Linked DNA regions of Homo sapiens: region 2 is linked to region 1. Evidence: read pairs that join two places in POLR2A ChIA-PET (ENCODE). Cell type or tissue: GM12878. All regions are shown on one strand. Links, peaks and the distances in the headings refer to the core of each region. The heading gives the core; the rest is flanking DNA.

Evidence for each region. Peaks named below come from ENCODE experiments on the same cell type or tissue, not always from the same donor. Only the 100,000 strongest peaks of a DNase experiment are listed, where the experiment ranks them.
Region 2: POLR2A ChIA-PET joins it to region 1 with 11 read pairs; 1 of 35 experiments calls an interaction of 5 or more read pairs at or near these places.

What each region holds. Positions count from the first base shown.
Region 1 is chr19:46,393,529-46,402,438 of GRCh38, reverse strand. All of the region lies in intron 1 of PPP5C-AS1 (PPP5C antisense RNA 1), which reads left to right. Among named protein-coding and RNA genes, the nearest start is that of PPP5C-AS1, 6.3 kb to the left of the region's middle. RefSeq lists an enhancer at 8,224-8,724. In GM12878, for the core only: a CTCF peak has its summit at 6,695 (motif pointing left); a DNase peak (open chromatin) is centred at 6,658.
Region 2 is chr19:47,099,337-47,112,238 of GRCh38, reverse strand. All of the region lies in intron 2 of ZC3H4 (zinc finger CCCH-type containing 4), which reads left to right. Among named protein-coding and RNA genes, the nearest start is that of ZC3H4, 8.0 kb to the left of the region's middle. RefSeq lists silencers at 1-190, 2,104-2,341 and enhancers at 1-286, 1,744-2,471. In GM12878, for the core only: no CTCF peak of the experiment used is centred there; no DNase peak of the experiment used is centred there; H3K4me3 peaks cover 1,663 bases; H3K27ac peaks cover 1,613 bases.

The DNA.
Region 1 (8,910 bases), core at 4,405-8,404:
GAATTGACAGCGGCTGTTTTTTGGAGACAATGAGCCACGTTGCGCCCCCTGGCGGCAGCTGGGAAAAGAGGTCCGGAGTCTAAGTTTGACTCGGGAATGGACACAACTTTTTCTTTCTTCTTTTCTTTTCTCTTTTCTTTTCCTTTGCTTTTATTTTCTTTTTTCTTATTCCTTCATTTCCTTCCTTTCCCTTCCTTCCTTCCTTCCTCCCTCCCTCCCTTCCTTCCTTCCTTCCTCCCTTCCTCCCTTCCTTTCTTGACGGAGTCTCGCTCTGTCGCCCAGGCTGGAGTGCAGTGGCACAATCTCAGCTCACTGCAACCTCCGCCTTCTGGTTTCAAGTGATTCTCCTACCTCAGCCTCCTGAGTAGCTGGGATTACAGGCTCCCGCCACCTCACCCAGCTAATTTTTTGTATTTTTAGTAGAGACGAGGTTTCACCATGTTGGCCAGGCTGGTCTCGAACTCCTGACCTCGTGATCTGCGTGCCTCGGCCTCCCAAAGTGCTGCGATTACAGGCGTGAGCCAACTTATTAGTATCTCTGTCCTCGGGATCCCACTTCAGAATCGCCCAGGACTCAGATGTGGAATGGACACTTTAGTGGCCTGCAGATGGCAGCAGGGGGGGTTCACTATTTGTAACACAAAAAGGGATTTAAATAGTGCCTGCAGGGTCCAGTCTCCCAATTTAAACTTTGGCATTTGTGGTTTCAAACTCACAGAATCTGAACGGTTGCCCCAAAAGACCGATGTCTTGATTCCAAATCAGCCTCTATCTGACAGGCCCAGCTGCCACCCGCTGCCACAAAAAAACAAGTTCAGGGGAACAGTTTGGTTTTTTGTTTGTTTGTTTTTGAGAAGGAGTCTCGCTTTGTCACCCAGGCTGGAGGGCAGTGAAGCGATCTCGGTTCACTGCAACCTTTGCCTCCCGGGCTCAAGCGATTCTTCTGCCCTCGGCCTCCCTAATGGCTGGGATTACAGGCTCCTGCCACCACACCTGGCTAATTTTTGTATTTTTAGTAGAGACGGGGTTTCACCATGTTGGCCTGGCTGGTCTTGAACTCCTGATCTCAAGTGATCCACCTGCCTTGGCCTCCCAAAGTGCTGGGATTACAGGGGTGAGCCACCGCCCCCAGCCTCACTCTTTACTACGGGCAGATTCGTCATAGCCTTGGGGGTTGAACTCTGTAATTCTCACAGCAGCCCAGGGATGCAGCTTCTATTATTATCATCCCCATTATATAGATGAGGAACCTGTGGCTTAAGGAATTGAGGGACCTCTCCAGGGTCACAAGGCATGGTGGAGACAGAGGCAGGGGCCTTAGCCAGGGCAGGACACAGAGGCAGAGGCCTCAAATGGCAGGATGAAGAAATGGAATGCCTTCCTATGAGAAGGAGGGAAGTAATGGAAGGGAAGGGAGAATAAGGGCCTATTTATCAATGAGGATAGGTCAGGCTTTACGTTTGCATCCAAGCTTCAGGGGAACCTTGAAGTCTTGGAGTTCTTTTTTCTTTTTTTTTTTTTTTTTTTGAGACGGAGTCTCGCTCTGTCACCAGGTTGGAGTGCAGTGGTGCAATCTCAGCTCACTGCAACCTCCAGCTCCCTGGTTCCAGTGATTCTCTTGCCTCAGCCTCCGAGTAGCTGAGATTACAGGCACGTGTCACCATGCCCGGCTAATTTTTGTATTTTTAGTAGAGACGGGGTTTCACCATATTGGCCAGGGTGGTCTTGATCTCCTGACCTCGTGATCCACCCACCTCGGCCTCCCAAAGTGCTGGGATTACAGGCGTGAGCCACTGCGCCTGGCTGGACGTTTTTACTTTAAGAAGTCCCTGAAGGATGCAGACTAGGGGGCTATTAGAAAGAACAGTTGCCCAGGCGCAGTGGCTCATGCCTATAATTCCAGCACTTTGGGAGGCTGAGGCAGGAGGATGGCTTGAGCTCAGGAGTGAGAAAAGACTGGGCAACATGGTGAAACCCTGTCTCTACAAAAAATTAGTCGGGCGTGGTGGCATGTGTTCCCAGCTATTCAGGAGGCTGAGGTGGGAGGAGATAGCTTGAGCCCAGGAGATGGAGGCTGCAGTTAGCTGAGATCGTGCTACTGCACTCCAACCCGAGTGACAGAGCAAGACCCTGTCTCAAAAAAAAAAAAAAAAAAAAAAAAGAAAAAAGAAAAAAAAGAAGGAAGGCAAGAGAAAGAAAGAAAGATCCTTACAGGCCTGCCTAGAAAAAAATGTCCAGATAATAATAAGGAAAAAAATGATAGAAATACATATGTAGAATGAGTCCATTTTGGTTAAATAAATAAATTTATAAAACTAACATTTATCGCCTGCTAAGACATGCCAGGGATTGTCTGAATGTTTTTGTTCGTTTGTTTTTGAGAGGGAGTCTCGCTCTGTCGCCCAGGCTGGAGTGCAGTGGCACGATCTCGGCTCACTGCAAGCTCCGCCTCCCGGGTTCACGCCATTCTCCTGCCTCAGCCTCCCGAGTAGCTGGGACTACAGGCGCCCGCCACCACGCCCGGCCTGTCTGAATGTTTTCTATGGGCTTTGTCACTAATCCCACAACTGTTAACTATTCCCGTTTTACAGGCGCAGAGGTCGCACAATGCCCAAGGATGGCAAAGTGAGGTGGCAAACCTAGGTCTTCTGACTCCAGAGCCCAGGCTCTCAACCCCTGTGCCCTGGTGCAGGTGGCTCTGGACTTGCTTGGTGCACCAGACCTTAGTAATTCAGTCATTTTTTCCATAGCGCCCCCAAAGAAATACCTAACAGTTCCATTCTCATCTGGTGAGGTCTAAACAACCTAAGCTCTTATGTCCTAAGAAGTTAGTAGCCATTTGAAAATATGTAGAGCTAAGGAGTTTGAGATCAGCCTGGGCAACATAGCGAGACCTTGTCTTTATTAACATAAAAAATGAAAATATATAGACACATAAATTGAAAGAAAACAATTTTTTTTTTACTTCATTCTTAACCGTATTTCCTTACTAAGGGGAACGTGTGTGCTTGTTAGGCACTGCACCAGTTCTCAAAACCCTGGGAACAGACTGAACACCGCCACCCTCAGTTCCTGGTTGGCATTGATTTTCTGGTGGGACTTGCCTTTTATCCCTGCAACCAATGAAAATGCAGGTTGGGGCCAGGCGCGGTGGCGCACGCCTGTAATCCCAGCTACTCGGGAGGGTGAGGCAGGAGAATTGCTTGAACCCGGGAGGCGGAGGTTGCAGTGAGCCGAGATCCCGCCACTGCACTCCAGCCTGGGCGACAGAGTGAGACTCTGTCTGGGGAAAAAAAAAAAACAAAAAAAAAAAACCACAGACAGCATATGTCCACTCCTGTGAACCATTCGATTTGGAATCATTTGGCACCTTCATCAATAGGGTGTTGGGGTTGGGCACTATGGGACTTTTTTTAAATTATACTTTAAGTTTTAGGGTACATGTGCACAACGTGCAGGTTTGTTACATATGTATACGGGACATTTTTAAATGTTTTATTTATGGGTGTAGTAAAGATCCCATGGAGATCGAGATCTTGTACAAATATCCATCCTCATCTGTACATTTTTTAAAACAGGATAGGAACATTACAAGAAATAGCCCGTTTCATTAAATCTTCTGTTGTAGGAGTTTGCACATGTATGGCTTTTTGTAAAGCGGGTACTGAGACAACTTCAACAGTGGTTTTGAAAGATTAATCTGAATTTTCATAGGTTCAGCATTTTTTATTTTGCCCACATCTGTGGAAGAAGAGGCCCATACAGTGTCAGGGATCTCAGAGAGATCCATAAAAATCTATGTATGTATGTATGTATGTATGTATGTATGTATCTATCTATCTATCTATCTATCTATCTATCTATCTATTTTTTTTTTTTTGAGACAGTATTTTGGCTGTTGCCCAGGCTGGAATGCAGTGATGCGATCTCAGCTCACTGCAACCTCCGCCTCCTGGGTTCAAGAGATTCTCCTGCCTCAGCCTCTGGAGTAGCCGGGATTACAGGCTCCCACCACCATGCCCGGCTAATTTTTGTATTTTTAGTGGAGATGGGGTTTCGCCATATTGGCCAGGCTGGTCTTGAACTCCTGACCTCAAGTGATCCGCCCTGCCTTGGCATCCCAAAGTGCTGGGATTACAGGCATGAGCCACTGTGCCTGGCTGACACTGGGAATTTGAGATGGAGTCTCGGTGTATTGCCAGGCTGGAGTGCAGTGCAGAGGCACGATCTCGGCTTACTGCAATCTCCACCTCCTGGGTTCAAGAGATTCTCCTGCCTCAGCCTCTGGAATAGCTGGGATTACAGGTTCCTGCCACCATGCCCGGCTAATTTTTGTATTCTTAGTAGAGATGGGGTTTCGCCATATTGGCCAGGCTGGTCTTGAACTCCTGACCTCAAGTGATCCGCCCTGCCTTGGCCTCCCAAAATGCTGGGATTACAGGTGTGAGCCACCGCGCCCGGCCATAGTTCTTAAACATATAAGCAGGTAGAGTTCTAGATGGAGAATACTGGGATGTTCTGAATGCACCCTGGCCTTCGTTTCCTCTGAGACTCTGCCAAATAAGCTATGGGGTGTCTAGCCAGGGGGTTACCATTCTAGGATGCAGGGAAACACAGATCCTCCTCCATTATTGAACAGGAAAGAATGACTTACCCGAGCTCAAACTCAGACAGACAAATAGAAACAAACAGAATCGGCCCCTTTTGTGTGACAAACGGAGAGCTCAAAGGTGAAGAGAAGGAAGCTCAGATCCGAAAAAGACTTATCCCAAACCCCTTGGTTAGCAAGAAAGTAGTGAACACAGCTGGCTGTGTGGGTGCCCATGCCTGGTTACTCCCTGCAGTCAGGGCTCCTTGGGATCTTCTTTGAATCTCACTTCTAATTCCCCCAAAATGTCCAGAATAAAATAGGCTCCAATTAGGGGGGGGAAAAAAAAGTTTATTGTCATGCAAAAAGCACGAATTGTCATCCAGGAGACTTCAATCTGAGCGGTAAGCAACTCAGAGGCAGGCTGGTGTAGGATGGCTTAGAAAGCAAAAACCAGCCGGGCACAGTGGCTCACGCCTGTAATCCCAGCACTCTGGGAGGCCGAGCCAGGCAGATCACGAGGTCAGGAGTTCGAGACTAGCCTAGCCAACATAGTGAAACCCCATCTCTACTAAAAATACACAAAATTAGCCAGGCATGGTGGCGGGTGCCTGTAGTCCCAGCTACTCAGGAGGCTGAGGCAGGAGAATCGCTTGAACCCAGGAGGCAGAGGTTGCAGTGAATGGAGATTGCACCACTGCACTCCAGCCTGGGCGACAAGAGTGAGACTCCATCTCAAAAAAAAAAAAAAAAAAAAAAAAAAGGCCAGGCGCGGTGGCTCACGCCTGTAATCCTAGCACTTTGGGAGACCAAGGCGGGTGGATCATGAGGTCAGGAGATCGAGACCATCCTGGGTAACACAGTGAAACCTTGTCTCTACTAAAAATACAAAACATTAGTCAGGCGTGGTGGCGGGCACCTGTAGTCCCAGCTACTCGGGAGGCTGAGGCAGGAGAATGGCGTGAACCCGGGAGGCGGAGCTTGCAGTGAGCCAAGATCGCACCACTGCACTCCAACCTGGGCGACAGAGCGAGACTCCATCTCAAAAAAAAAAAAAAAAAAAAAAAAGCAAAAACCAGGAGGTGGCTTCACCTTCACGATGACCGACTATGATGGTGGGGGCTTCCATATGACAAGGGATCGGTTAAAAGTGATTGTCTTACATCCTTTTGGAAGGCGATTTCAGCTTTGTTTATGATTCTCAGCAGCATTTATTTACAGGGAATAAGCTAAGTTTCACTCACATTCAGAAGTCAAACTAGATTAAGTTGTGTTTACATGGCCTAACTGCTTTTGTCTGCTTTGGGGAATTCTCAGTCCTGGTCTCCATTTTTAAAAAATTATTTATTTTTTGAGATGGAGTCTTGCTCTGTCACCCAGGCTGGCACGATCTCCGATCACTGCAACCTCCACCTCCCGGGTTCAAGCAATTCTCCTGCTTCAGCCTCCCGAGTAACTGAGATTACAGGCACCCGCCACCACACCTTAATTTGTTCTTTGACAATTTTAGTAGAGATCGGGTCTCACCATGTTGGCCAGGCTGGTCTCGAACTCCTGACCTCAGGTCATCCGCCCACCTCGGCCTCCCAAAGTGCTGGGATTACAGGCGTGAGCCACCACGCCCGGCCCATGTTATTTTATTTTAACACAGATAACTAACTGTCTTTGAGTTAGAGACAGGACTTTGGGGCCCAAAAGGGGCAGGAACTCCAAGGGGCTAAGAGAGGGGAGGCTGGGCCCACAGAGGAGGTCTGGAGGGGAGTGTCCACCATGCTATTTGAGAATCCAGCAGGCAGGGCCTTAAGAGCAGCTCCACGCTCCAAAAAGAGAGAAACTGCCCCAAATGGGCCATCAGGACAGCTCTGGGAAAGGGGCCCCAAAAAAACTCCTTTAAACATCCCTGTTTCACTGACAGGAAGACTTCGGCCCAGATTGGAGGGGAAACAGAGAAGCGTAAGCCTCAAATAGTTAGAATGGTAGCTGAGACCAAATTTTGAGCATTGGAAATGTTTGCATACCATACAAAGAAAATTAGAAAAATATATGGGGATTGGCAAAAAGGCACCCTCTTTCCCCAACACTTTGCCGCCATCTGCTGGAAGAGTGTTGTAATGACTATAAAACACCGTGGTGTTACAGCGCCCCCTAGCGCCATACAGTGGACAATCACAGAACAGTTACAAGAGAAATTTTTTTTTTTTTTTTTTTTTTTTTTTTGAGACGGAGTCCCGCTCTGTAGCCCAGGCTGGAATACAGTGGCGCCATCTCGGCTCACTGCAACCTCCGCCTCCTGGGTCCTGGTTCAAGCAATTCTCCTGCCTCAGCCTCCTGAGTAGCTGGGATTACAGGCACGTGCCACCATGCCCGGCTAATTTTTTTGTATTTTTAGTGGAGACGGGGTTTCACCATGTTGGCCAGGCTGGTGTTACACTCCTGACCTCGTGATCTGCCCGCCGCGGCCTCCCAAAATGCTGAGATTACAGGCGTGAGCCACCACACCCGGTGGAGAAATCTTAAAAAGACCGCTAACAAAAATGCTTTGAGGCCGGGCGCAGTGGCTCACACCTGTAATCCCAGCACTTTGGGCAGCCGAGGCGGGCAGATCACTTGAGGTCAGGAGTTCGAGACCAGCCTGACTAACATGGGGAAACCCCGTCTCTACTAAAAATACAAAAATTAGCTGGGCGTGGTGGCACACGCCTGTAATCCCAGCTACTTACGAGGCTTGAACCCAGGAGGGGGAGGGGAGGCTTCAGTGAGCGAGATTGCGCCACTGCACTCCAACCTGGGCGACAGAGCAAGACTCCATCTCAGGAAAAAAAAAAAAAAAAAAAAAAAAAAAGCTTTGAGAATGCACAGCTCTGGGGGAAGTCATGAGTTTTCTCTTCAGGGGTAAGGTTAGGGAACACCCATGTACTAAAAAGGGAAAAATCAGATTAACCAGCAGGATAAATTCTTGCCATCATAAAATTTTTGTTTGCTAAAAGGGGTCAAAAGCTTTTCCCCAAATATTATTTTAGCATTTGGCATCAAAGGTTTTATTATCTCCCACCGAATATGCTCTATCCTCCTTCCTAGTTGTGTGTCCTCAGGTATATTGCTGCTTCTGTGCCTCAGTTTCCTCATCTGTAAAATGGGGCTGTTGCGAGGACCCAAAGTGCCTGTAAACTGCCTGACACATAAAGTGCTCAATGCTACTGCAAACTGGCTCAGGGCACAGACTCTGCAGCCAGTCAGCTGGTGCTCAAGTCCCGTTCTGCCATTTGCTGGCTGTGTGACTCTGAGCATGTAACTTAACCTCTCTGTACTTCTTATCTTGCTTATCTGTAAAATGGGCATCTGAAAAGTGTCTGACTCACTGAGTTAGAATGAAATGTTAATGCGTGTAAACTCTTAGAACAGAGCCAAGGGGCCGGGCATGGAAAATCACCCTGCTGCTCTTCGACTCATCTGAGATGGGTGCCCACCCTGCCCCTCCTGGTCCCCTCAGGTTTTAACTGCTTCCACCCATTTTCCAGTGTCCAAATTCCTCAACCTGTTTCCCCCCATCCGCTGGACCACGGAGATGAGAGCCATGGGAGGGTGTGGGCAGAGGGAACCATGGGCCCAGTTTCTCCATCTGTGGTGCTGGCCGGGAGGGGAGGGGTGGTGGCCTCTGTCCCTCTGGCTGCCAAGCAACTGACACCCCCCACAGGTGGGAGGCAGGGGCCCCACCCGGTGCTATGGAGGTTAGGTCATCTTTCTGCCTTCCCTGGTGGCCAGAGCTTGGGTCTGTGATCTAATCATGGCCATTGACAGATGGGGGTGGGGAAAGACAGCGTGAAAGGGTCCAAGAGAACGACAGGGAGACAGAACTCGGGTCCTTCCTGCCTTGGAGTCTCTGTTCCATCCAGCTGGGCAGATGCCTGGGTCCATCCTGGTCGATGGGGTGGGGAGCACCTAAGACCCCCGCTCCCCCCGGTTCTCTGGTCTTCCCTTCACAGCTTCCTTTGTCAGTGGCGAGGCTTCTTAGGACCCCTAATTCATGTCCATGACTCCTGGGAGTCCACATCTGCTCCTGCCAGACCCTGAGACTCCCCAGCAGCCTCTGACACCATTGCTTAGTGTCCACACCTGCCCCCAGCCCCCAGCATCTCCCCCACCTCCGTGTGCCTGGCACGTCCCCAGCGTGATGACCCTGATCCAAACTGTAACTAGAGTGGTGTCCCCTATTTTAGCAGACTCCTGTGCTCAAGCGATCCACATGACTCGGCCTCCCCAAGTGCTGGGATCACAGGCGTGAGCCCCCGTGCCCGGCCAGCCCTGGATGTTCATCACCTGCG
Region 2 (12,902 bases), core at 3,408-7,407, 710 kb before region 1:
CCCGGCCTCATGCGTTTCCCCCCCCTCGCGGCGCTCGCCCGCTCTCCCTCGCTCTCGCTCTGTCTTTTTTGGGCGCCATGCTGAGGGGAAGGTGAGGAGGCGCCCCTCGGACCCCCCGCGCCCGTCCGCCTGTCCTGGGGAGGGGGCGCCGTGGGGGGTGCTGCGGAGACCCACGGGGGTCCTGGCTGCCCCTGCGCCCGGAGCTGGCAGCTACGGGCCCGCTTGCCCGTCGCCTGGCTTCGGGGAAGGGGATGGGGGAGGGGCTCCGGACCCTTTTTGGGGGGATCTCGAACAACAGCCCCGCTCTTAGGGGTTTGGGGTTGGGGGTCTCCCAGCCCCCGGCAGTATCCTTTCTCCTGGGGGAGGCACACCCTGTCCTACTTGGATGATAGGTACTTTAGCTTAGGAGGCAGAAGGTGGGGGTTCATTCAGGTCCCTTCTCCATCCTTGTAATTGGGGGTCATTTGGGTGGGTGCTCTATAGCACTTGTATTTTTTGGCGGGGGGTGTTTTTTAGCTATCCCCTAGAAGGCCGAATTGGGGAGGGGGGAGATGCATCTCCAGCCCTTTTGATGAAAACCCCAGCCTATTTTTTTAGAGAAGACTCTTCCCCGTGTTTTTGCTAAAGGGCAGGGGTCCTCTCGCTTTTCGTAGGTAGGTGACGTGAGGGAGGATTCTCAGCCTTGTTTTGCGGGGGTAAGGTTTGGTTTCCCTGCCTTGTAGGGAGAGGAAGTTGGTCCCGCGCTTTCTCCTGGGGTTCCCCCCTCTGTCGGGGTAAAATGGGGCACCGTCTCTTCCGGGAGAGAAAAGGAGATTTCCTTGTGCTTTGGCAGGGCGTTAAAGGAAGCGCCCCCTTCTCTTTATTAAGTCCGAAACGCGGGCCCCCCACGCCCTTCTCTGGCTGGCGGGTGATAATGGGGTCAGCCCGGCGCGTTTCAGGGCGAGGTTGGGGCCCCGTTTCCTTCCCCTGCTCGAGCAGAAGGAGTTGGGGTGCAGGGTTCGCCCACTGTTTCCTGGTGGGGCGAGAGAAGAGGCGGCTGGAGAGTAGGTTTGGACACGGACGGTGGGTTTCAGCCGGCAGGAAAGCGAGTCTTGGAGGGAATGGGGGTGGAGAGGGGAAGAGAACGCTCTGGACAGATGGCTACTCCGTCGCAGCCCTGGCTGGGGAGCCGCTGAGGACCCTTCCTTAGCCGGGGGGTCTCAGCCAGGGCTTCCCTTGCCAGGCTGTACGTACGACCCCTTCTCCCCACTCCCACCTCCCCTTTCCCCTTTCTCCTTCACAGACCATACTTTGCCTTTTAAAAGAAATGCCACCCACATTCAGAGACACAAGTGCAGCAGTTTGGTGAGCTTTTACAACATTTTTTTTTTCTGTTTTGTTCTAATTAAATGTATCGTCCTGGGAATCGCAGCCCATCGCAGCCCGACTCCAGTTCAAGGAAATAAACAGATTAGCAAAGGTCTGTTCGCTAAGCCCTCGTTGGGCTTCCGGGCCCCCTCTCCGGGGGCAGGTGCATTACTCAAAGGTGCTTACACGCTTTATTCGACCTCTAAGGAGTTCTCTTATGTCAGAAGTGTATGTCTTACAATGGGTTGGGATGGTAAGTAGCCTCTTTTATTGAGTAATTCAATGATCTCCCTCTTTTTCTCCCTTTACTGCCTGCCTTCCTCCTCGCCTTTAGACCAAAGTGATGCTTGAGAGTGAATTGATATGTTCGAATCAGGATTCTAACCCTGTTGAGCCCTTTTAGACTTGCACATCCTTTCAATGTTTAATTTTTAAAATTTGACGTACACAGTTTTCTCAGAAAAAAAAGTGTGTTACTGTAACATGACAAAAATCGATGTAAAAGGCCCGTATGTTTTCAGACCCTTGGCATCCTTCTTTCCATTTCAATCCATTGCTTTGTCTCCAGCCTTCATCTTTGAAGAAAGTGGATACTTCAAGTCCATTTGTAGGAGACAAGCTTACTGGATTTGATTTATGATGCAGGTATTCAAATTAATGGTTCCCCTCCCCCCCACTCCCCAAAAAAGATTGGTTCAAGTAGCTCCAATTTTCTCATTTTACTCCAATGTCTCTTGTGGTGATGGACGTTAAAATTGAGCAAGTCATTTGTAAAGTACTGTTGAAGCACAAAATCTGTAAACTGTGTCAAGCCCCCATCTCTGCCTGTCTCCACTGCTCCTTTGTTCGAAAGCACATGTCTGACTGTGAAAAGTTGATGCAAACGTGTTACACGCCCAGTCATGTTGGAGGGAACACCTCCTCCAGCCCCCAGTCCCCCCGGCCTCCACGTAACAAGGAAAAAACAACAACAGAAATGACTTGCAGAACCAAACACTGTACTTCTGATGTGTTTTACAAGCATAAGTTCCGTTAAAAGACAAAACACGTTGAAGTTGCATTTTCCCAGTTTCCCACTTTTGATCCCTGACATACTTAGAGAACCCTGGCCCTCTCCAAAAGAACCGTTTTGTTTTTTTCCTTCTTACAAGGAAAAAAGGTCACGCACATGTAGATGAGGAAACTGCAATTCAATAGGCCACTTGTTTTCTTCCTCTTAATATGTTCACAACTGCCGTAGAGTGGTGATCCTAGGTATGTAAAATCAGTTACGGGAGGAAGAAATCTCCAAACTACGATATCCTGCAAGAAATGTCTGAAGCACGAACCGAACAAAACACATTATCCAGGGCACTGGGTCAGCCCAAAATGAATTGCACTTATTTGAAGTTTCCCATCCTTTGTAAAATTCTTTCTCCAGGAGCTGAGAACAGAAACTGGATGACTGATGACCCAAGTTCCAAAGGCTACTAAGTTGCTTATTTAAATTGACTTTTAAAAAGAAACGTTAAGGAAATGAGATTTCTTTTGTAAGTGAAATTTTTTAGCAATGTTCAGTGAATTTGAAACTATTTCCCCAAGCATTTAAAAAGCTCACAGGCATGTCAACACAACGGTTTATTGTTTTCCATTCTCAAAGAAATCTCATCCATTAAGACCTAGAAGCCCCAGTAATTAAGTCAAAAACTGTATTTTGGTAATCTGTTTTTGAAATGTCACAGTACTGCCTTTTTTCCCCCCAGACTGATGTACCAGTATTAGTTAAAAATCAAATTAATGGATGTTGCAAAAAAAAAGAAAAGGGTGTCACTCAGAATCCCTGATTTAATAACAAATCTTATTATACACTTACAAACTTTTACATTTTTATTTTCTCTGGGTGAGAGATTTAACTTGAAAGCAAATCAAAGTCTCCTAGTAGAAAAAAAGTCTGTTGTGACCATGGAAATATGGATGTTCTCGTCATAAAACCCCTTTATTTTTTAAAACTCCTTTATTTTTTTAATTCCCCTCAAATTTGCTCTTTAAAAGAAAAAAATGCGGTTCCCCAAAATGACTAATTCATGGCCTGTCCTCTCCCCCAGGTACAATTTTGCTCTGCTCTGAAGGTTTAAATTTTTGATTTCTTTATAAGCCATAGTTTTCTCTAAGTAGAGCCAGCTATTTTAGTAAGCCACTGCTGTGGTTTTTCCACAGCCAGGAAGGCTGATCCCAGGGGAGAATTGTTTTGTACCTGTGGACCTGGCTGTTCAACTGCCTGGCAAGTTAAAGATGAACGGTTTTGACTCTTGCGTTTCCATACAGTTGAATGTAGAGCAATTTCATATTGGGCCTGGTTAGTAATTTATTTAACGGTGCCTACACCTCTGCTTCTTGCTCTTAGATCTTTTACCTTCTTCCCTGATGGGAGAGAAATGGCTGTCTGAGGGTCCTTCACTTCCTTTTGTTACATTTTTATGGCTATTGGGCCTGTAGAAACATCTCTCCATAGAGGTCAGATCCAGTTACAGTAAATACCTCTGGTGAAAATTGCTAATGAAACTATTTCCAGGTCTCCGTGGATAGCTATCAAGTCAAACCAGATTCTAGAGAACTTAATTTTGGTCCCCACGAACAGTAATTCTAGTGCCAGAGCAACTGGGTCCGATTCACACCGAGAGTTGAGTGACAGAGTGAATAGCAAGCAAAGTAGCTGAATTGAGCCAGGCGCTTAACCTGTGCCTTGGCAGCACAGCTAAGAAAAAAGGATGACTCCTGAGATTTCTGGCAATTGGTATTTATTCAGCAGATCAGAGACTGTAGGAGCAGCCTCATTGGTGGAGGGACTCCTCTCCGAATAACATGGTATGAAGCCAGTTTCATAATTAAAACCTAATAGGATGGAAAAGCTGCCAGTTTGTCTGGGTGGCATGTCAAGTTCATGGGGATAAGTTAAAGTAAAAATGAGATTGATTGGGGGGAGCCAAACTTCATGGGTTTGACTCCCAGTTTCTTGGCCTTGTCTTTGCTGCAGAACGCTTTTGCTTTTAGGAGTTAATGCAGATGCAGTTTTGAAGACATTGTGTACAGTTTCACTGGTGATGTAATGAGGTGCGATAGGCAGTTTATTTTAAATAGATTTCTGGCACATCACCCATTGGGGTGACTCTTAGTAGTTGTTGACAAAAATGAAGATACGGCCTCTTGGTTGGTGCTAGATTTAGTTGTGTCCTGTTACTTTTTTTTTTTTTTTTTCTTAACAGAACGCAGGATTATTTGCTGAGAGCATAGTTTGCTGCTTCTGGCCAAACTGGTCTGCATAAAGGATCTTTCTCGTGTATTTTTTTTGCCATTTCGCATCTGTGTGAATAGGTGACTCAGTGCCCTGTTTGTCAGGCAAGTGGTGACATCTTTTTGAATGTCGGAGGTGGCAACAGGATGTGGAGGAAGACTGTGGACTTTGGAGCCAGATAAAACTGTTCAGGCCTGGCTTCTCCCCGGCAGTGTGCAGTAGGCATCGAGTATAAAATGCCCACTTCTCAGGGTCCTTGTGGTCAAATGAGTGCATTTGGGGACACCCACACAATGCCAGCATTCAGTGAATCTTCCTGCTTTCCCTACTAGAGAAGAATTTGAAACAGAACTTTTACAGTTGGTGTATAAACAGAAGTAAGAATAACATCTATTTTTGAAGGAAGTGCATTTATCTTTCATCTCTTAGGGTTCTGGTCAGCTTATTTAATTGCAGGGAGCCAATTGGGGTTGACACTAAGTGGAAGCCATCTTAAGATATTTCTTGCTTGCTCAGTGTCTTTTTATGGATGCTCAAATGGTCATACTGTCTGGAGCTTAATGCTGACTGTACCTCCTGTGTTCATCTTTTGCAATTAGAGTCCGAGTCAGTGCTGTAGTCTCAGTAGGGCTTCTGAGAACTGGGAAGCCAGGGATCTAGAATCTCATACCACTGCAAACTAGTCAGTTTCCCCACGCAAGTCCTTTACTCTCTCCAGAGGGGAATGAACAAGGTCTCATCCAGCTCCAGGATTCTTCACTCCTTTGGGATCTGGCTGAGTCAGATAAGGTTTTGTTCATTCAGTAACTGAGTTCCTCCCCGGCTTTTCTTGGAGCCCAAGAGTTTTCTGAGTGTGCAGAGAACCCTTCTATCATGAAGACTTTATTTAGAGTCGGGCTAGGGTTGTTACTGCCTTTACCAGGCTTCGTATTCCCTTCCTCTGTGTCTGGCCTACCTTCTACAGTTTCTGGCCACGATAAAGGGTTGCTGCTGCTGCTTGCAGCTTACTAATATGCACTTGGAAAGCAGATGCCTTAATTAATTTGAAGGTTAGGCTCAGTGGCTAGATCACAGGCAGGCCCATCAGGTTCCTGGTCATGCCTGTCAGTTGTCCCAGAAAGGATAGAGTGAACTCCAGAGCCAAAAGCTTTGTTTTTTCTCTTTTATTGAGACAGGGTTTTGCTCTGTTGCCCAGGCTGGAATGCAGTGGCACCTCATAGTATTAATAGCTCACTGCAGCCTCGAACTCTTGGCTTCAATGATCCTCCACCTCAGCCTCCCAAAGTGCTGGGATTACAGGTATAAGCCACCATGTCTGCCTGGGTGCTGCCATGTTCTCTCCACACGGGATTGGCCCTCTGCTGAGAGTGATGGGTGGTGGACAGCTATGGTTGGGGGAGTTAGGCAAACTGGATGTGATTCTTGAGTTCATCTCCTAAGTCAGTGTCTTTGTCTTTCCGAAGGGGCAACAGTGCCATTTGTGCACAATTGACCTGAAGGTCAAAGATTATCTGCCAGAGCCCTTCTGAGTGCTTCTCATGCATTAGCTCATTTAACCTTTACCTCTGCTGTTTGAGGAGAAACCAAAACAGAGAGGTGAAGTCACTTGTCCCAGGTCACAAAACAAGTGTGTGCTGCAGGCAGAGTTAGAACCCGGGGTGGCTGGTACTCAGACCCCATCTCTATACATACCATTATACTGTGGTGGATCTGGTGTGCTATTTTTCAGACTGTGGGGTATAGCCACTAGTGGGATATGAAGTCCAATTATTGATCTTTTTCTTTTGCATTGGAAAACCAAGGAAATGGAAGAGGAGAGAAAAAGCAGAATGCATTTAAATGTGGCTTCTGGAAACTTTTGTTTGGGAGAAATGCAAAGAAGCAGATGTGGGTCAGTGTCAAAAAGTGTGAAAGCCGTTGCATCCAGGCTAGGGGTCGGCAAACTATGATTCTCGGGCCAAAGCCAGCCCACCCAGCCTGTTTTTGTAGGTAAAGTGTTTTTTTGTTGGTTTGTGTTGTTTTGAGACAGAATCTTGCTCTGTCACCCAGGCTGGAGTGCGGTGGCATGATCTTGGCTCACTGCAACCTCTGCCTCCTGGTTCAAGGGATTCTCCTGCTTCAGCCTCCTGAGTAGCTGGGATTACAGGCGCACACCACATGCTCAGCTAATTTCTGTGTTTTTAGTAGAGATGGGGTTTCACCGTGTTGGCCAGGCTGGTCTTGAACTCGTGACCTCGAGTGATCCACCCTCCTTGGCCTCCCAAAGTGATAGGATTACAGGTATGAGCCACCGCGCCTGGCCAGTAGGTAAAGTTTATTGGCACACAGCCATACTCATTCATTTATATCATCAGTGGCTGCTTCTACGTTACAGCAGCAGAGTTGAGTAGAAAGTTGCTGCCCACCACGTGATATGGTATGCACTGTCTGGTATGCCTGCACAGCAGCCATTGTCATTTTTTTTGTGGTGGGAAGGAATGAGGAGGGAATATAGATATTCCATTTAAAGTTGGCCCTCGAGAGGGTGGGGGTGTTAACTGTTTCCTCAGTCCACTGTGGCTCCATTCTCCCTGCGTTCCACTCCTTTCAGTGAATGTAGAGGCCCAAGCCTAGGCTTTTAAACCCTCTTAAATGGAAGGGATTTTCATTCATTAGAAGTAACTGGAGACTTCTTGAGGTCCCGTGTGGAAGTGGATCATGGCCATTACATCCCTGCTATGGCCTAACCGAGGGAGCTGGGCCCAGACGCTAGTGTCGCTTGGCCAAAAGTCTGTTGCAGGTGGCTTGGATTATTGCCCTCCTCATTTTCCTAACAGACACCAGGGCTTAGGTTTCCTTGGGATTCCAGGCAGGCCCTGCCACTCCACGGGGAACGAGAGCAGTCACAGTAACTGAAGCTTGTGGGCCACACGGGTGGGCTGCATCCGAGGCAGGGCCTGTCTCCTCTGTTCAGTCTGTGCATCCATCACTTTCAAGCTTATTTGGAAACCCTTGATAAACACTTGAATGAGTTTGTGTCAAAGTTTTAAGTGATACAGGTTGCTGAAAAAGTTTTCTTGGAAATTAGTTACTGTTTCTATTGATGAAATTGACCAAAAGGGTATGAGAGCTGAGATTGATACTTCATATAGAATATGCACTGAGCATGTACCCAATCTGTACCTGGCCCTGTGCTGGGCCCTTGGAAATGTGGGGTTACTGTGAACCTCATTCTTGTCTGCCCTTAAGGAACCCACAGGTGACTAGAAATTAACGAATAGGTTGTATCAGTTCTTTTTAAGAAATTATTATTATTATTATTTTAGACAGAGTCTTACTCTGTCACGTAGGCTGGAGTGCAATGGCATGATCTCAGCTCACTGCAACCTCTGCCTCCTGGGTTCAAGCGATTCTCCTGCCTCAGCCTCCTGAGTAGTTGGGATTACAGGTGTGCGCCACCACACCCAGCTAATTTTTGTGTTTTTAGTAGAGATGGGGTTTTACCATGTTGGCCAGGCTGGTCTTGAACTACTGACCTCAGGTGATCCACCTGTCTTGGCCTCCCAAAGTGCTGGGATTACAGGCGTGAGCCACTGCGCCTGGCTAAGAAATTCTTTAGGTGGTATATGAACAAATCTCAAGAATCTTAGGCCCAGATCTCTTATTTATTTGTTTATTTTTATTTTTACATATTTTTTAAGACGGAGTCTCGCTCTTTCACCCAGGCCGGAGTGCAGTGGCACGATTTCAGCTCACTGCAAGCTCTGCCTCCCGGGTTCATGCCATTCTCCTGCCTCAGCCTCCTGAGTAGCTGGGACTACAGGCGCCTGCCACCACGCCTGGCTTATTTTTTTGTAGTTTTTTTTTTTTTTTTTTTTTAGTAGAGACGGGGTTTCACCATGTTAGCCCAGATGGTCTAAATCTCCTGACCTCGTGATCCGCCCGCCTCGTCCTCCCAAAGTGCTGGGATTACAGGCATGAGCCACTGTGCCCGGCCAACGGGCTGATTTTTATATTTTTAGTGGAGACAGGGTTTTACCATGTTGGCCAGGCTGGTCTCGAACTCCTGATCTCAAGTGATCTGCCTGCCTTGTCCTCCCAAAGTAATGAGATTACAGGTATGAGCCACTGCGCCCGGCCTGAAACCCTGTCTCTACAAAAAATACAAAAATTAGCTGGGCATGGTGGTGCATGCTTGTAGTCCCATCTACTTGGGAGGCTGACGTGGGAAGATTGCTTGAGCCCAGGAGATCAAGGCTGCATTGAACCAATGATCACACCACTGCACTCCAGCCTGGGTGACAGAGCAAGACCCTGTGTAGAAATAAATAAATAAATAATTATAAACAAAGAGAAGTCTTAGTTCATAAGTTAAATTATTAGACTTTCTCCTCTGGAGTGATAGAAATCGGTCCTCTGATGAAAACCATGATCTTTGCAGCTTTAAACCATCTGAAGCTTAGTTGGCATGAGAAGGTGGTTAGAAAACTCTTCATTGCTGAGAAGCAAATTCCAGAGGTTCATCTGCCAGGAGTAACTTGGATCTGAGGGATAGATACCTTTGCTCAAGAATGCAAATTTTCAGAGCTCGTGGGAGTGGAAGAATAGATACTCAGGCAAAAAAAATGGCATCTTTGTCTCCACAAGCTTCCTTTTAGCAGGCTGGGTTTTTTCACGGTCAGCCTGTTTGAAGCTTTACAGAAATGTTCTGCCTAAGTGGTTTGCATGCTTGGACAAACCCCAGAGTGGACACTGCACACTTGGGGGCGAAGGCATTCGTTTCATATTAGGGGACTTTGGAATTTCACTCCCTGGGATTTTTGTATTGCTTTCTCTTTGTGTTGGGATGAGTCCTATTTTTTTTTTTTTTTTGCCAGAATTCCTTCGGTCTTTCCATGAGCCCTTATTCTCTATCCAGATGTCTTTGGTTAGGTTTTTGAAATGCTACCATTTCCTTCACTTGATATTGGAAGGACCGTATCGGCCTTGTGTCTTTGTGTTTGGGTAGGTTTTACTCCTAAGCATTTATTCTGGGCAAGGTTCCTGCTAAGTGCTTGTGTTACATGGCCTCATGGGATTCTCCCATGACACCATCCTGGGGACTCCATGGTTGCCTGTGCTGCACAGTTATGGAGACTGGGGTGCAGAGTGTTTAAGGAATTTGCCCAAAGTCTTGGTACCTCATTCTGGCATTTCTTGGAATACTGATTCATGAAGTCTGTTTTATGTATGTATATCTTATTTTTCCCTACTCGATTATACATTTCAGGGTGGGCGTTGTTTTGTCAGTTGACCTGTTTAGCAAATTACTCTTTTTGACATAATTTGTAGTTGTCAAATAATTTGTAGAGGTTAAGAGCTGGTCTTTGCATCCAAAAGTACTGGACTTAGTTTCTAGTTCTGCTTCTTCCTGCTGTGACCCCATGGGCAAATTCCTTCTTGTCTCTGAGCCTGTTTAGGCCTTGGTGAGGAGTGTGGAGGCCTGCAAGCCCAGATTCCAGCTCTCTGCTGGGAAATTATTAAATAACTGCTTGGGGACCTTGCAGCCTCTCCTCACATTGCTGAGTTGTCCCACTTGGAAGTTCTTGTTTTCTTTTTCTTTTTTTTTGAGACGAAGTCTCAATCTGTCACCCAGGCTGGAGTGCAATGGCATGGTCTCAGCTTACTGCAACCTCCACCTCATGGGTTCAAGCAATTCTCCTGCCTCAGTCTCCCAAGTAGCTGGGACTACAGGCGTGTGCCACCATGCCCGGCTAATTTTTTTTTTTTTTTTCGAGACAGAGTCTTGCTCTGTTGCCCAGGCTGGAGTGCAGTGGTGCGATCGCTCATTGCAACCTCTGCCTCCCAGGTTCAAGTGATTCTCCTGCCTCAGCCTCCTGAGTAGCTGGGATTACAGTCGTGCGCCACCACGCCCAGCTAATTTTTGTATTTTTAGTAGAGATGGGGTTTCTCCACGTTGGTCAGGCTGGTCTCGAACTCCTGATCTAGTGATCCGCCCGCCTCAGCCTCCCAAAGTGCTGGGATTACTGGCATGAGCCACCGTACCTGGCCAGAACTTTTTTCTTTCTTAACTTTTTATTATGGAAAAAAAATTTTTTTTAGTTATTTATAGAGGCTGGGTGCAATGGCTCATGCCTCTAATCCCAGAACTTTGGGAGGCCAAGGCAGGAGAAGGCCAAGGCAGGCTTTAGTCCAAGAGTTCAAGACCAGCCTGGGCAACATAGAGAGACCCTGTCTTTAAATTATTTGTGGAGACGGGGTCTAACTGTGTTGCCCAGGCTGGTCTCTAACTCCTGGGCTCAAGCAGTCTGACAGGGTCTCACTCTGTTGCCCAGGCTGGAGGGCAGTGGTGCAATCATAGCTCACTGCAGCCTCGACCTCCTGGCTGAATCGATCCTCTCGCCTTAGCCTCTTGAGTAGCTGGGACTACAAGCACATGCTGCCAGGCTAAGTTTTGTATTTATTGTAGAGATGGGGTTTCCTCATGTTGCCCAGGCTGGTCTCAAATTCCAGGGCTCAAGTGATCCGCCTGTTGGCCTCCCAAAATGCTGGGATTACAGGCATGAGCCACTGTGTCTGGCCTATACCTGTAGATTCTTCAGTATGAATCTCTAACTTTATGATTATTTAAAAACATAACTACAGGCCGCGTGTGTTGGCTCACACCTGTAATCCCAGCACTTTGGGAGGCTGAGGCAGGCGGATCACCTGAGGTCAGGAGTTCGAGACCAGCCTGGCCAACATGGCGAAACCCTGTTTCTACTAAAAATACAAAAATTATCTGGACGCGGTGGCAGGTGTCAGTAATCCCAGTACTCAGGAGGCTGAGGAATGAGAATCACTTGAACCCAGGAGGCGAAGGTTGCAGTGAGCCGAAATCACGCCACTGCACTCCAGCCTGGGCGACAGAGTAAGATCCCCGTCTCAAAAGAAAAGACAATAAAACAAAACAAAAAACCTTTCTACAAAACTCATTTCTAACAAGATTAACAATTAATATCTCAAATACCCAGGCTGGGTTCAGATGGCTCCAATTTCTCCTATCGTCACATCCACCAGTAGGTGTCTTCGTATCTAGATGCCAGCAGTGGGTAGACTGTCTTATGTTGAAGTGAGGGTGTAGGGTACAGGGTACAGATGCTGATGCCTGGACTTCTCTTTGCCAGTTTTGTGTCTCACTTGGGTGGTTGCCGTGGCGTAGGCACGTTACCATGGAAATGGCATGATGTCACAGAGCAGGCTATGATGACACCTGAGAATGCTGAAGAAAAGGAGACAGAGCACATTTGTTCTTGGTTTCTGGTTGATGAACCTAGGTAGTAAGGACACTGAAAAGCATGTGCAAGACCCAGAGGTTTATTTCAAGAATTTCCTGGCTCTGAAAATCCCTCCGTGAGGTTTCCCCTATGGCTGCTTCATTACGTCCTAACTCAAGGGAAGGTCTCGGGCCTTTCTTTGGCATGAGCCCTGAGCTGAATTTCTGAAGCAAAGGCCCTGCGCCTTCAATCCTAATAAACGACTAGTCCGCAGAATCGGACTTGGGGATCCTGGACTTCTGCATTTAGGCTGGTTGTTAAATATTTGAAGAGGCGGCGCCTCCTTGTAATTTTTGTGATTTTGTCCCTAGTTAATGGGTCATTCAGAGCCTACCCAGGCAATTTGTTGAGAGTCTGGGCAGTTAATGATCATAACCCTGACCTTCACATTAACCTAGCCGCCTCTTATCAAGGGCTCTCATGATCTTAAGGTAACCGCTGCTGTTCCCATGAGTTTCCATCTTTTGTGTTGTACTTTGCCTTTTTTTTTTTTTTTTTTTTTTTAAACTCTTGTAAACCAGGTTGATCCATAAACCCTGGGCCCCTTTCAGCTTTCGTCCAACCCTCTTGTCTAGAGAGCTGCCATGTTGCCAAGCTTCATTTCTGTAAGAAGCCTTTGTTCCTTCCCGGGGCTCAGCTCTCCCTACGCCTTTTTGTCTTGATTAGCCACTTGGTGGCTTCTGGTACTGCCTAGATTAGAGCTGAGGAAGGGGAGATGTTGCTTTTGTCAGTTTTGTCAGCAGGATGGCTTGGGAGAACAGTGTATGTGTGGTTGTGACCAAGTAGAAAGAACTTGTTGACCAGCAGTCAGCAGTGTCCGTCAGGGAGAGCTGGCTGCAGCTTTCTTTTTTTCTTTTTTTTTTTTTGAGACGGAGTTTCACTCTTGTTGCCCAGGCTGGAGTGTAGTGGCGTGATCTTGGCTCACTGCAACCTCCGCCTCCCAGGTTCAAGTGATTCTCCTGCCTCAGCCTCCCGAGTAGCTGGGTTTA